2 separate regions of the Homo sapiens genome follow, and region 2 is linked to region 1. Evidence: chromatin loops called from intact Hi-C (ENCODE). Cell type or tissue: ovary. All regions are shown on one strand.

The links. Peaks named below come from ENCODE experiments on the same cell type or tissue, not always from the same donor. Only the 100,000 strongest peaks of a DNase experiment are listed, where the experiment ranks them.
Region 2: it touches region 1 in a loop (1.9-fold over the local background); 1 of 110 quality-filtered maps calls a loop at or near these places.

Annotation. Positions count from the first base shown.
Region 1 is chr19:32,181,434-32,189,433 of GRCh38, forward strand. No RefSeq gene overlaps it. Among named protein-coding and RNA genes, the nearest start is that of LINC01782, 80 kb to the left of the region's middle. In ovary, no CTCF peak of the experiment used is centred here; no DNase peak of the experiment used is centred here.
Region 2 is chr19:32,124,327-32,132,326 of GRCh38, forward strand. No RefSeq gene overlaps it. Among named protein-coding and RNA genes, the nearest start is that of LINC01782, 22 kb to the left of the region's middle. RefSeq lists an enhancer at 1-855. In ovary, no CTCF peak of the experiment used is centred here; DNase peaks (open chromatin) are centred at 4,983 and 6,957.

The DNA.
Region 1 (8,000 bases):
TGGTGAGTGCGCTTGCACACAAAAGAATGGTGCCGAAAACTAGGGCTGAGCTAGGCGCTGTGTCAATAAATTCCCCTGAAAAAGGTAAAAATTACAATTGGAGTTAAAATGGAATCCCTTTAAGGAGCATGTACAAAATAGATCATCCCTTCTTTCTTAAGTACATTTGTGAACCCGCCCGTGATGAATTATTGCAGCCCGGGAAGTGGCCACTCAAGAGGGGTTGCTTGGCCAGGTGCACATCGGAGTCGTGGGCTGCTCCAGGCTTCCACCTCACTCCTCTGCAAAGACTTGGCCCTGCTGGGAGGAAAGTGTTTTAGAGCCCAACAAGCAGAGCGTACATGCTCAAAGACGGAAGTCCCGGTCTGCAGCTTTGCCTACTGGGCTCCAGGTGAGGGGCTGCGCTATTCCCAAAGCCAGGTGGGCAGCCTCCCAGCTTTGAAGTGCTCCATGACCTTGAGATCACCTTGTTTTCTCAGCCAAAGGAGGACTGTGCATTGTAACCATGGGATCTCTTTTTCCTGGTTTGGGAATCAGTGTCTATGAGGGTTCATAGAAAATTCTTAAAAGTAGTTGTGCTTTTAACAAATCTGTCGCCTAGAAGCTTAAATAAATATTACAGCATTGGATAATGTCTTTTAATAACGAATAAATATTATTATTAGACACTGGAGACTAGGAAAGGTAAGAGGGTGGGAAGGTGGGAGGCGGTGAGGGATGAGAAATTACCTGCTAGATACAAATGTTCACAATTCAGGTGATGGTTACACTAACAGCCCAGACTTCACCACTAGGCAATATATCCCTGCAACGTAACTGCACCTTCTAAATCTAAATCTTTGTTTCGTTTTCTTGTTTTTTGTTTTTTGTTTTTTGTTTTTTTGTTTTTTTGTTGTTTTTTTTTTGAGATGGAGTCTCGCTCTGTCACCCAGGCTGGAGTCCAGTGGCACGATCTCGGCTCACTGCAAGCTCCGCCTCCCAGGTTCACGCCATTCTCCTGCCTCAGCCTCCTGAGTAGCTGGGACTACAGGCACCCGCCACCACGCCCTGCTAATTTTTTGTATTTTTAGTAGAGATGGGGTTTCACCGTGTTAGCCAGGATGGTCTCGATCCCCTGACCTCATGATCCGCCCGCCTCAGCCTCCCAAAGTGCTGGGATTACAGGCATGAGCCGCCGCGCCAGGCCTCTAAATCTATTTTTTAACATTTTAAATGTTGAATTAATGAGCAAGGCTTTAGGGTAAGATCACAATATGAGGGAAGGAGGGTATCAGGACTGGATGCAGATTCTACAGATGGTCCTTGGGTTCTCTGGAAGACATGGTGGCCACACATGCCCACCAGACTAAGGCATCTGTGGGTGCCTCACAGTGCTCCGTGACCTCAATGGCAGAATTTCTGTGCCACAGAGAATCTTGACTTAACAATGATTCCCTGGCTATCCAAGTGGGGAAAACCCTCTGAGAGCACCCAGTCCCTAGAGGAACAAGGGCCAAATTGAACCCACAGAATTTTTGCCCCATACAGTGTTGTTTTTCCTCTTTAATGGAAATATTTGCCACTTAGAAATCAGAAATTTCCCACAAATGTTCAGATTCCCAGCTCCTTTGGGAACTTGAAAGATGTAGCCAAAATGGACCCATATTGCCACACAGCAGAAATGTCCAGGCAGCATCGCAGATGCCCCATTTAACAAACACACACACTCCAGCCTCGGGGGGCCACTCCCAGCCCACAGCACACAGGTATTCTAACATCCTGGCCCCTGAAGGTATCTGAGTTCACAGCCTCTGATCTGGTCAATCATCAGTCTAGTAGACATGGAGAAAATAAGACCCAGAAAGCAGGGGTAGCTTGCAGGGGCTACAGTGGGAGCACAGCTTCAGGACTAGACTTCAAGTCTTGGCATCCCCAGTGCCATGTTCACTGAAGCTCTCCACCATCCTAGCCCCAGTGGAGTGAATTCCTCTCTCGTTTGTGTCTACTTCTCTGCCATGTTCAGATTTCTCTCAATCCCCCTATCTGGCCATTCACCCATCCAGGTGAGGTACCAGACTTTGGGCTAGACTCTGTCATGTAATCATCTGCTTAGAGTCCATCTCCACCACTGTCTATGAGCAATTTGAGGATGGGAGGGATGTGGTAATGATCTCTATCTGCAGTGCCTAGCACACAGTAGGTCTAGCAAAATCCTGCCTCCTTTTCATCAAGCAATCTCATGGCATCCTTCAGACTCTGCATCCTGAATCTTGATGGCCATATACAATAACTAAGCCCAAGACCACCATGACCACCAGTCTCTTCTTCAACACGTGACCAATCAGCCATCTCAGACCACACATTTCTGACACAGGCCTCTATATTCTGGCCTTCCTTAGGTCCGCTGAGGTCACTGAGAACACCTGGTGGCCCCAGAAGGTTCATTCCCTCCAGGTAGGTAGGGAAAGGACATTCTTTGTGGACCCTTCTGCTTTATGTTTATATTTTATTTTATTTATTTTATTTTATTTTTTGAGATGGAGTCTCACTCTGTCGCCAGGCTGGAGTGCAGTGGCACGATCTTGGCTCACTGCAACCTCCAACTCCCTGGTTCATGCATTTCTCCTGCCTCAGCCTCCCGAGCAGCTGGGATTACAGGCATGTGCCAACACGCCCAGCTAATTTTTGTATTTTTAGTAGAGACATGGGTTCACCATGTTGGCCAGGATGGTCTCGATCTCCTGACCTCGTGATCCGCCTGTCTCGGCCTCCCAAAGTTCTGGGATTACAGGCGTGAGCCACCACTTTATGTTTATTTTTACTTACATTTCCGGAACCAGTGACATGGAGGGACAATTCTTCCCACGTTGATGCATGCTGTCGCCTAAACATGAACTGTTTTTGCAATCCCGCCTCAGGGAGTCATAGCTGTTGCATGGAGGCATGCGATTCCAAGGTCCAAGGACCACAGGGGAGGCGAGGGTCAGGGGCTGCAAAGCCCATGAAGGAAAACAGCAGGTCCGGACCTCTGTGCTCCCCCAAAGCCCAACCGCCTTTCACTGCGCAGGTAGCTCCAGGCATGGCATCCGCTGCTGTAGAGAAGTTACAAACAAGAGCACAAAGGCATCAAGTTTTTTACTTTTGTCTTTCTTCCTTTTTTTTTTTTTTTCAACAGAGTCTCACTGTCTTGCCCAGACTGGATTGCAGTGGTGCAATCATGGCTCACTGCAGCCTCAGCCTCCCAGGCTCAAGCGAACCTCCCGCCTCAGCCTCTGGGACTACAGGCACACGCCACCACACTCAGCTCATTTTTTTATTTTTTATAAAGATGAGGTCTCACTATGTTGCCCGGGGTTGGCCTCAAACTCCTGGCCTCAAAGAATCCTCCCACCTTGGCCTCCCGAAATGCTAGGATTACAGGTGTGAGCCACCACACCCAGCCATCTTTCAAAAGTTGAGAAGCGGGTGGGAAAACATTAGGAGTCACATACAACCCAGGTGCTCCCATCACTCAATCAATACTGATTGATCAAAGGGGAGAACAGTACAAAGTGTGAGGCTGGTAGGGCTGTCTGAGGACACCTGGGTCCCATCCCCCAACTTAGCAGGATCCAACATTATATTAGTTCATTTTCATGCTGCTGATAATGACATACCCGAGACTGCATAATTTATAAAGAAAAAGAGGTTTATAGACTCACAGTTTCATGTGGCTGGGGAGGCCTCACAATCATGGCAGAAGGCAAAAAGGTATGTCTTACATGGTGGCAGGCAAGAAAGAGATTGTGCAGGGAAATTCCCCTTTGTAAAGCCATCAGATCTTGTGAGACTTATCCACTATCACGAGAACAGTATAAGGGAAACCACCTCCATGATTCAATTATCTCCCACTGGGTCCCTCCCACAACACTTGGGAATTATGGGAGCTAAAATTCAAGTTGAGATTTGGGTGGGGACACAGCCAGACCATATCTAACATCCTGCGGAACTCCCTGCACCACTAGGCTGGGAGGGAAAGGACATGTTTGATCACGTGGGGAACAGGTAGGTCTGAATCAGCCCCTCTCAGTTACCCCATGCTCCAGAGCTGTCCAGGAAAACAACCAACCTTTCCCCTACACCTGGGAAGAAGGTGCAATTGGATGGGAGAGAAAGCATATGGAGCTGGGGCGCCAGGCTTCAAGATGCGGGCCAGGCTCATCTTGTATATTTATTGCAGCACTATTTACAATAGCAAAGACTTGGAACCAACCCAAATGCCCATCAGTGATAGACTGGATAAAGAAAATGTGGCACATATACACCATGGAATACTATGCAGCCATAAAAAAGAATGAGTTCATGTCCTTTGCAGGGACATGCATGAAGCTGGAAACCATAATTCTCAGCAAACTAACACAGGAACAGAAAACCAAACACTGCATGTTCTCACTCATAAGTGGGAGCTGAATAATGAGAACACATGGACACAGGGAGAGAAGCAACACACACTGAGGCCTGTCAGGGGTTGGGGGACAAGGGGAGGGAGAGCATTAGGACAAATACCTAATGCATGTGGGGCTTAAAACCTAGATGACAGGTTGATAGGTACAGCAAACCACCATGGCACATGTATACCTATGTAACCTGCACATTCTGCACATATATCCAAGAACTTGAAGTAAAATTAAAAAAAAAAAAAAGATGAGGGCCAGGCAGGGGCAGACATGTCATGGATGTGGGAAGTCATAGGCAGCAGCACTGAAGGACCCCTGGCTGGCCCTAGTGCCTGTGCACAAGCCACGCCCTCCATCCCACGGAGAAGAGGGGTGGGGAATCCTCACCTCAACTGAGGAACCTCCAATTAACTGTGTTTCCCCAGAACGGATTAGATTGAGCCTCTACCACTGAGCACACAGGGGTTTGAAACAGAGACTCATCTGATTTACAGAAGCATAAAGAAAGTTGCAGTATTTCCGCACCTGGTACCTCTGACTTTGTCACCGCCACACAGTATGCTGGAAAGCAGCTTCCCCAGGAGTATCCCCCCTCCCCTGCTCAACCCTGGGGGGTTTAGAGGAAGAAGGAGAACAGGTCCAGCTGCTGCCTAAAAATTCCTGGGCATACAGAGGTCAGTGTAGGGGGAAGAGGGCATCCTGAGGGCAGGGCGGCAGTGGGGCAACTGAAAGGCTGTTTTCTGGTTTGTCCACAGGCAGGGAGTAGGAAGATCCTAGTGGCAGAAGCCTGCTGGCATCAACAGCCTGGCAGGGGCTCTCTGAAGCCTAGCCCACCCTTAGTCAGAAGCGCAGGAATGGCTGTGATGGGACTGAAGCATTCATGATGGCCCCAGGCCAGAGACATCCCGGAGCTGAGCTCCCCAGGGCTACTCCAGGCCTGGGCCAGGTAAGCAGATGAGTAGACTCAGGGGTCAGCAGGCACACAGCAAAACAGGGGTCCCTCTCCTCTATTGCACAGTGCTTCCTCCTCTCCACCCCCAATGCCCCTCAAGCCCTTGCCATCTCAATTCTCCTTCTCGTTGGATTCTGGGGTCCTTCTCCTCTACTTCCCCCTTACCCCTTCTCCTGACAATCCCTTCTCATGCCTCCTAAATGTAGAATTTCCTGAGGTTCTGAGCTCACCTGTCCTCTCTCTCATGTCTCTTCCCAGTGACCTTGTGCTCACACCTCCAGGGAAGTGACCTCCACGTGTCCAGTTCCCACCCCAGCCCCTATCCCAGGCTCAGCTTCCCACTCAGGGGCCCACTCACACTCTGATGCAGTCTCAGTGTCTCCAATCTATTCCCAAGAACAACTCATCTCTGTCATGGTCCCCCCACTGCCCCAAGGAGGTAAGGCCAGGAGGGAAGGCACCTGCGTTGGGGTGTTGGGGAGTGTGTTGTGGTTGGGGTGTTGGGGAGTGAGCCTTCTCCACACATCCTGCCGTGGTGTTTTCACAATCTTTTGCTAATGTTTCATTCATATATATATATACATATATATATATACACACACACACACATATATATATATATACACACACATATGTATATATACATATATATATATATATTTTTTTTTTTTTTTTGGGAGACAGAGTCTCACTCTGTCACCCAGGCTGAAGTGCAGTGGTGCGATATCGGCTCACTGCAAGCTCCGCCTCCCGGGTTCACGTCATTCTCCTGCCTCAGCCTCCTGAGTAGCTGAGACTACAGGCGTCCGCCACTACGCCCTGTTAATTTTTTGTATTTTTAGTAGAGACGGGGTTTCACCATGTTAGCCAGGATGGTCTTGATCTCCTGATCTCATGATCCACCTGCCTCAGCCTCCCAAAGTGCTGGGATTACAGGCATGAGCCGCCGTGCCTGGCATTTTTTTTTTTTTTTGAGATGGAGTCTCACTCTGTCACCCAGGCTGGAGTGCAGTGGCATGATCTTGGCTCCCTGCAACCTCTGTCTCCCAGGTTCAAGTGATCCTCATTCCTCAGCCTCCAGAGTAACCAGGATTACAGGCACCTGCCACCACGCCCAGCTAATTTTTTGTATTTTTAGTAGAGATGGGGTTTTACCATGTTGGCCAGGCTAGCCTCGAACTCCTGACCTCAGGTGATCCACCCACCTCAGCCTCCCAAAGTGCTGGGATTACAGGCATGAGCCACCACGCCTGGCGTTTCTTCAGTATATTATCACCATGCCAACATGGTACCCTTAAAAAGGGGCCCTACCATTGCAAACAGGGGTCTCTGTTGGAGGGTGTGCTTAGGAGAACGTCGCTCCCTCCCGGTGTGCCTCTCTGTCACCTGCCACATCCTACTCATCCTTCTTGCATCTGCTTTAGGCCCCTCCTTCAGAGGAGCCTGCCCTGACCACTGAGACCAGGTCAGTCTCTCTGCTATGTGCTCTCTTTCCTCAAAATATTTATCATAATTCAATTAACGATCTGTGCGATAATTAATCTAATGTATTCCTTCTCTCCTGCTGGATTGCAGGTTTCATAGCAGAAGCGATAGGAGGCTCTCTTACTAGCATGGTGCTTGTACACAGTAGGCACTCAACAAATGCTTGAAATGAGAGGGCACATTTCTTCATTTTTAATAGATGCTTGGTGGGAACTAGCCACATGTGATTGGAATTTTTATTATACACCATTGTGATAAATTTGTACCCAAATTACCTATTCAGTAATCTAACAGGGTAAACATATAGTCCCTACAGCTTCTAGAAAGATGCCTGTGCCCCTCACCAAGGAAAACAGTTAAGCCGTCCCCCTGCTCAACCCCCACCCCCAAAGAAGAGCCCACCAAAGGCCAAGCCTCCTAATCGAATTTAGCTCTTGTACCCATAATCCCAGCACTTTGAGAGGTGGAGGAGGTAGGAGTTCAAGACCAACCTGGGCAATATAGCAAGACGCCACCTCTATGAAGAAAATTTAAAAAAAATTAGCTGGGCGCAGTGGAGCACATCTGTAGTCCCAGCTACTCAGGAGGCTGAGGTGGGAGAATCTTGTGAGCCCAAGAGTTGAAGGCTGCAGTGAGCTGTGATCACATCACTGCACTCCAGCCTGGGTGAGATATAGTAAGATAATGTTGAAAGGTAGAGGGAGGGGGGAGAGAGAGAGAGGGGAGGAAGGACAAACACTAGTAAATAGAGAGAGAGAAAAGAGAAGGAAGGAAAGAAAGAAGGAGGGAAGGAAGGAAGGAAGGAAAGGGAAGGAAGGGGAAGTGAAGGGAAGGGAAGGAAGGAAGGAAGGAAGGAAGGAAGAAGGAAGAAGGAAGGAAGGAAGGACAAACACTAGTAAATAGTCCAGAACCGTTGCCCCTGAGCTTCAAGATACCTGAGTGCTTGAAATATAGCAAATCCACTCTACTGCCCATCACTGGTAAAATGCGGAGAATGACCCAGCTGGCCCCAGAGAGCCCCACATGGCTGGCACTGAGCACTTCCTAATAAGCCTGTCCTTCTGATCAGCTCCTTCCCTGCACATCCACCCATCGACATGACAGTATCTTGGAAATGTGGAGAGTTTTTTCATGGCACAAGTAATAGA
Region 2 (8,000 bases), 57 kb before region 1:
GCCAGTCCTGGGGGAAGTCCTTCGAGGAGGGGGACAGGAAAAGCAGGAGACCAGACTGCCACAACAGGCAGGGGGCAGGCGCTGGCAGGCAGCACAGATGGGTTTCTGGAAGGACACTGGTGCTGGATACAGGGGGCTCCTAACCAAGCTGCCTGTGGGGAACAGAGACTGAGAGGAGCTACAGGGGATAGGATAGAGGCAGAACTCGCATGCTTCCAGTCACTCTCCTCACTCACAGGGGAGCCCAGGGTCAGGGGAGGCCACAGGGCGGTCTCTGAGGACTGACACAAATACAGAATTTCTAGGAAAGAACCACTGAAAGATGAGTGTCCACTGATTTTCCTTTGTCAAAATCCAGTTTGGCAACGAAGCGGCTGCAAAGAGTGCCCCAGCCGGAACCCCCAGTATCCATGCCCAGTTCCCACCCTGGGGCACCCAGGTACGACTGGGGCTGGCGGATGCACAGGAACCCCCTCCTCCCCCTCCCACACTGGTGGCCAGGACCGGCCTTGTCCCCGACTCAGCTGCTGATGTGGGAACTCTCCTGGGACCCGGAGCAAGGGGCACGCTTTGAATCTTTACATGCCACAAGGAAGAAAATCAATTTCAATGCCCAAAGGAGGGAATTACTGCAGCAGAAGGTCACCAACCACTACAAGTTGTAGTATTGTCTTGGAGACTTGGACGGGGGGAAAATGCCTCCAAGTGAGGTAAGAGTGCTCTGAGGTCTGAAGCAAACCCTTCTCCCCAGGAATAATATGAGATGGTCCTGGGAGGGGGACAAGACCACACAAAGGAAGAAATTTCTTTGTGTATGTACAACTGGGGTGAGATTCTGAATTCTGGTTCTGGCCACTTAGGCAAGGCCTCAACTGTAGCTGCAGAGCTCTGACTCATGTTAAGTCTTGGAGGAATGGCTGATATTTTAACAGTATTGTCACAGTAGCAGCCACACCAGTGGCAATGGCCACTCCACTTAGGCATGGCAGACACATTCCACAGCCCAGCCTCCAGGCCCTAGAGCTCCCCAGTTAATGCCAGGTTCCCTAAGCACTGATGCAAGGATGCTAGATGTTGGATATTTATTTATGTTCCATCTGGCTCCCAAGATGAAACATAAATTAAAGCGCTGGCTCACACTTGTAATCTCAGCCCTTTGGGAGGCTGAGGCAGGAGGATGGCTTTAGGCCAGGAGTTAGAGAGCAACCTGGCCAAAAAAAATGAGAACTTTAGATGTCACTTATTCCATCTCTGCTCCATTACAGCAAAGATGGAAAGACCCTACCCATGCCCAGGTACCTTGTCTTTCCTTGGGGCCAGTGCAGCGGAGCCCAGTCAAAGCAAAGGTCAAATGACAGGTCCATTAGGCTGGACATTTACAATCCCATTTCTGGGTGTATAGACTATAAGGCAGCTGGGACCCACCTTCTTATCCAGGCAATGCAAAGATGAGCAGAGGGTCACTCAATGTCCTGGGATTCAAGAGAAAAAAGATGTTGCAGGTTCAGGGAAGCCGCTACTTCCTGGACTTTCTGCATTAAGTCCAAAGCCCTTATGGATGGTAAAAGGCAGTGCCTCAGCCTTGTTTCCAGATCTTCAAAGTTAGAGAAACCCGTGGCGTGAACTGTATTGGCCCCAGCCAAAGGGCCATGAAAGCAACAGTGTTTCTGGAATGAAAACACCTCCATCTTGAGAAAGTGGGGGCCGAGGCAGGCAAGCAGAGAGCAGGGTGCGTGGGAGACATTCTCAGTGGCTGTCCTGTTCATGACACCTTTCACCAGAGGCTTTAGAGGGGCAACATCTGTGTGCCAGTGCCCCTCTTTACAGAGGTTCCAGCTGGTGACCGAAATAGCCAGGAGGGTGCTATGGAGGGGCCAGGCAGGAAGTGGGGAAGAGCGGTTCCACGCAGCAACTGCCTGGAAACCACACCCTAGTGCTGCTCACAGGCTGAGGAGAATTAAAATAAAATTAAAAGCTGGTGAAATGACACCAAATGCGCAATCCATAAAAAAAAGGAATGATAAATTGGGCTCCATCAAAATTAAAAACTTCTGCTCTGCAAAAGACACTGTTAAAAGACAAGCCACAAACGGGAAGAAAGTATTTGCAGAGCCATGTTTGACAAAGGACTTGAATCCAGATTCCATAAAGAACTCCCAAAACTCAATAATAAGAAAACAAACAACCCTATAAAAACAGGCGAAACTTTTTAAAGACACTTAACCAAAGAAGATAGAGAAATAGCAAATAAGTACATTTAAAAGGTGTTCAATGTCATTAGTCATTAGGAAAATGCAAATTAAAACCACGATGAGATCCACTACACAGTTGTTAGATGAGCTTAAAAAATTTGTTCAAGTGACAATACCAAGTGCTGCTAAATGTGGGAAGCCTCTGGAAATCTCATACATCATTGGTTCAAAATTAGTACAACCATTTGGGGCAACAGTTTGGCAGTTTTTTACAAATTATAACCCCCAGCAGGGCGTGGTGGTACACCCCTGTAGTCCCAGCTACTCAGGAGGCTGAGATGGGAGGATTGAGCCAGGGAGGCCGGGCGGCAGTGACCTGAGATTGTGCCACTGCGCTCCAGCCTGGGAGACAGAGCGATACCTTGTCTCAAAAAAAAAAAAAAAAAAAAGATAGCCCTAGAGAAATGAAAATGTATGTTCTCACAGAAACCAGAATCCAAATGTTTGTAGTGTATTTACTCATAATCACCCAAAAAGTACAAACAACCTAAATGTCATTGAACTAGTGAACAAAAAAACAAACTGTAAAGCATTCATATAATGGAATACTGCTCAGCCATAAAAAGGAATGAGCTACTGATATACATAACACCATGCATGCATCTGAAATGTGTCATGCCAATGAAAGAGTCAGACACAAAAGAATACATACTGTATGATTCCGTTTCTGTGACATTCTCAGAAAGGCTAAAACTGTAAGATTAGAAGGCACTTCAAGGCCAAGCATGGAGGCTCATGCTTGTAATCCCAGCACTTTGGGAGGCTGAGGCAGGAGGATTGTTTTAGGCCGGGAGTTAGAGAGCAGCCTGGGCAACAAAACAAGACTTCATCTCTACAAAAAAAAAAAAAAAAATTTAATTAGTTGGCCGTGGTGGCATGCAGCTGTAGTTCTGGCTTCTTTGGAGACTGAGGCAGGAGAATCGCTTGGGCCCGAGAGTTCAAGGTTACAGTGGTTACAGTGAGCCATGATCATGTCACTGCACTCCAGCCTGGGCAACAGAACAGGACCCTGGCTCAAAAGAAAAAGGAAAGGAAAGGAAAGGAGAGAGGGAGGAAGGGAAGGAAGGAAGGAAGGAAAGAAGGAAGGAAGGAAGGAAGGGAGGGAGGGAGGAAGGGGGAGGGAGGGAGGGAGTAGGGAAGGAAGGAGAGAAAGAAAAAGAAAGAAAGAAAGGGAAAAGAAAAGGAGGAGGAAGGAAGGAAGGAGGAAGGGAGGGAAGGAGGAAGGGAGGGAGAGAGGGGAAAGAAAGAAAGAAAAAAAAAAGAAAAGAAAGAAAGAAGAAAGAAAGAAAGAAGGAGAGAAAGAGAGAAAGAGAGAGAGAGAGAGGGAGAGAGAGAGAAAGAAAGACAGAAAGAAAGACAGAAGCCAGGTATGGTGGCTTATGCCTGTAATCCCAGCACTTTGGGAGGCCTAGGCAGGTGGATCACAAGGTCAGGAGTTCGAGATCAGCCTGACCAACATGGTGAAACCCCATCTCTACTGAAAATACAAAAATTAGCTGAGCGTGGTGGTGCGCACCTGTAATCCCAGCTACTTGGGAGGCTGGGTCAGGAGAATCGCTTGAACCTAGGAGGCAGAGGTTGCAGTGAGCCGAGATCGTGACATTGCACTCCAGCCTGGGTGACAGAGTAAGACTTCATCTCAAAAAAAAAAAAAAAGAAAAAAAACGAAGTAAGGAAGGAGAGAGAGAGAGACAGAAAGAAAGGAAGAAAGAAAGAAAGAAAGAAAGAAAGAAAGAAAGAAAGAAAGAAAGAAAGAAAGAAAGAGAAAAGAAAGGAAGGAAAGGAGAGCGGGGGAGGGAGGGAAGGAAGGAAGGGAGGAGGGAGGGAAGGAAGGGGGGAGGGAAGGAAGGAAGGAGGAAGGAATGAAGGGAGAAAGAAAGCATCCGCAGTTGCCAGATTTTTTTGTTTGTTTGTTTGTTTGTTTTGGTTTGGTTTGGTTAGGTTTGGTTTTTGAGACCGAGTTTCACTCTTGTTGCCCAGGCTGGAGTGCAATGGCATGATCTTGGCTCACTACAACTTCCACCTCCCGAGTTCAAGCGATTCTCCTGCCTCAGCCTCCCAAGTAGCTGGGATTACAGGCACCTGCCACAATGCCTGGCTAATTTTTTGTATTTTTAGTAGAGACGGGGTTTCACCATGTTGGGCAGGCTGGTCTCGAACTCCTGACCTCAGATGATCCACCCGCCTCAGCCTCCAAAAGTGCTGGGATTACAGGTGTGAGCCACTGCCCCCAGCCCTGTTCAGTATCTTAATTGTGGTGGTGATTGTGGGGCCATTTGCTTTTGTCTAAGCTCATAGAACGGTATACCAAACAGACAGACTTTTACCACATTGAATTTTTTAAGTGAATTAATGTATTAAAAGGGCGTTTTTAAAAACTGGTGGCAAGAAACTTCTTCTCAAAATGGATGTGCCCTTTTTCAGCAAACGTGACAAGCAGACCCTGACTGTTCCATTTAAGAGACACAGGTCAAGCACCTGGGAGAAGTCTCTGCTGGCAGCCTAGGCGAATCTAGGCTGAGACCCCCACCAAGTTCTGCCTTCCAGGGACAACTCCAGAGCAAAGTAGGAGCAGAGAAAAATCCCAGCTGGAGCTTGGGGCTTTCATGGAGGAGGCAGGGTTTAAATTGGGTCCTGAGGAGTGGGTAGGATCCAGGGCTGTGGACGTGGGGGAGGCGGGAGTACATGCATGCACACACAAGGCTGATTCCGAAATAGGGAGAGGCCAGTGGGCAGCCGTGTAAGAGGACAGACCACACATGCTGACGGGAAACTGCAAGGGTCTGGTCGGCACAGCCCCCGAGAATCCTGTGGTGACTCATTTGGGAGCCAGATGGAACATAAATAAATATCCAACATCTAGCCTACTTAGATCAACGAGTACAAGAGGCGTAGGGAAGGCCTTTTTACCAAATGCTGTGAATAGCCCATCAGAAAGAAAAACATCAAGGAGAGGACGCAATGACCCCGTCAGCTGACACTGATGGTGTGTCTACCATGTGCTCTTTGCAAACCCTGGATATATAATGACACATCTAATCCACCCACAAGTCCATAAGGGACTTTCATTACCCTCATTCTGCAAGTGAGAAAATAGAGGCACAGAGAGATTGTGTTACATGTCCAGGATCACATGGAGGGTATGTAGGATTCAAATCCAGGCATTCCAACTCTGAGCACACCCTCTAAACTATATGCTGAGCTACTGCTTGGGTCCAAGTAATTATGACTGCAGAGAGAGCCCAAGGTATACTTTTCCAATTTTTTTTTTATTTGAGACAGAGTTCTGCTCTTGTTGCCCAGGTTGGAGTGCAATCGTGCAATCTCGGCTCACTGCAACCCCCGCCTCCCAGGTTCAAGCGATTCTCCTGCCTCAGCCTCCTAAGTAGTTGGAATTACAGGCACCCGCCACCTCGCCCTGCTAATTTTTGTACTTTTAGTAGAGACAGGTTTTTACCACGTTGGCCAGCCTGGTCTCAAACTCCTGACCTCAGGTGATCCGCCCGCCTTGGCCTCCCAAAGTGCTGGGATTACAGGCTTAAGCCACTGAGCCTGGTCATTTTTTTTTCTTCACCCATGTGTCAGCATTATGCCACCGGCCCACCACAGCCTCCCGGTGTTTCTCCAGTTGCAATTCACACCTGTGCAGCCTTGTTCAGCAGGCATGTGTGCACACAGGTACACAAGAGCACACATGCCCCAAGGGCATCCTTTGCCCCCAAGGAAGCCAAGGGACTCCACTGAGTTAAATGACACAGAAGAATCACAACAGACTGGATCTTAAAAGTAATAAGCCTTTTCCAAAAGAGGCCAGGCTTTACAAGCAGCAGTGGGAGCCAAATGACGTCTAAGCAGAACAGCCAATAAATTAATTTCATGTGGAAAAAAAACAGGTTGGCCCAGGGATAATAAAGATCCCGTCAACATGAAGATCTCATTACGACACAGACTTCCCTGGCAAGGGTCGAGTCTGCTGAAGCTGTTTTGGATTCAAGCTTCACCAGGGTCCCCTGTGCCTAACAAAGATTCCACACCAAATGCAGAAAAGATGGACCTGTCTAGACATCCCCTCACATAAACCCCACAGCATCCTCGTCAGCTACACAGAAGTGGAACCGTGTAAAGTTTCCCTTACCATGGCTGCCAGCAGCCAGGACAACTGGGGGGAAAAGGCAAACACAGCTGTTGACTCAGGAATAGCATTCAGGCTTTAGGTAGGAATTGTTATTGAACTTCTAGAAGATTCTGAGGACTTGGTGGAAATGAAAGGGGAAATTTTTTTTGTAGAGCCAGCAATCCCCTTGGAGAAGTAGAGGCACATCAGTGACTCATGGATGAAATTGCAGACTATTCCAAATCACAATTTGCAGTCATTCAGCCAGAGCTGAGCTCGAGTCTCTCTTTGGCATGGCTGGAAAACAAAAGGGCTCAGTCAGATCATGGTTAACGTAAAGACAGAAAGGGGATGGAGATCAAACTAATCTCATTCATAAAAATAATATCCATTCAGTGTTCATGAACATCTACTCAGCACCTCCGGGGAGGCACTTGCTAGGAGCTGGTGCACAGTAGTGGGTGTAGTAGGTGTGTGACCTCATGAAGCTTCCACTGCAGAACCCAGACATTGCACACAAGGAAACAGCGCTGACTCCAGACTGTGGCTGCACGCTGCCCACTTCCACTGTGCTCCTGCACTGCTCTCGTGGGCTGACGGCCACAGGCTTCAGCTGCCTGTGGATCACAGCCCAAGGCCTTTTCACTTGCTGCTCTCTGCCTCCCTCAGAAAGGCTGCTTGTTCTCATATGTGCGTTCTCGGCTCCTCTGCAGGGACCCACCCCAACCAACTGTGAATTCCCACCCTCCCTTTCCTCCCCCACCCGCTGACACTATTTACCCCATGTATTTTCTTCATATAACATAGTAAGGTCTCGTGCACTTATTTTTCCTATCTGTCTCTTGAGCTAGATTGTCAGCAGCTGGTGGGCAGGAACTTTATCTGTCTTGCAAACCAATATCTGCCTGGTGAACACAGGGTGCCCGGCACATGGTCGGCATCCAGAAGATTTTTTTTAAACTATGAATGAAAAACAAAGGTCATTATGAGATATCCCATGAGGTATGGGGCTAATAAGCTTATGAGGTATCCCATGAGATAGGGGCTAAATAGGTTATGAGATAGCTCATGAGATAGGAACCAATAAGGTTATGAGCTAACCCATGAGGTAGGGGCCAAGAAAGTCGGGAGACAGCCCATGAGATAGGGTCTAATAAGGTTATGAGATAGCCCATGAGATAGGGGCTAAATAGGTTCTGAGACAGCCCATAAGGTAGAGACCAATAAGGTTAAGAGACAGCCCATGGGGTAGGGACTAATAAGGATATGAGATAGCCCATGAGATAGGGTCTAAATAGATTATAAGATATCCCATGAGATAGGAACCAATAAGGTTATAAGCTAACCCATGAGGTAGGGGCCAAGAAAGTTGTGAGACAGCCCATGAGACAGGGTCTAATAAGGTTATGAGATAGCCCATGAGATAAGGGCTAAATAGGTTATGAGATACCCCATGAGGTAGGAACCAATAAGGTTATGAGATAGCCCATGAGATAGGGGCTAAATAGGTTATGAGATAGCCCATGAGGTAGGGGCCAAGACAATTGTGAGATAGCCCAAGAGACAGAGTCTAATAAGGTTATGAGATAGCCCATGAGATAGGGGCTAAATAGGTTATAAGATAACCCATGAGG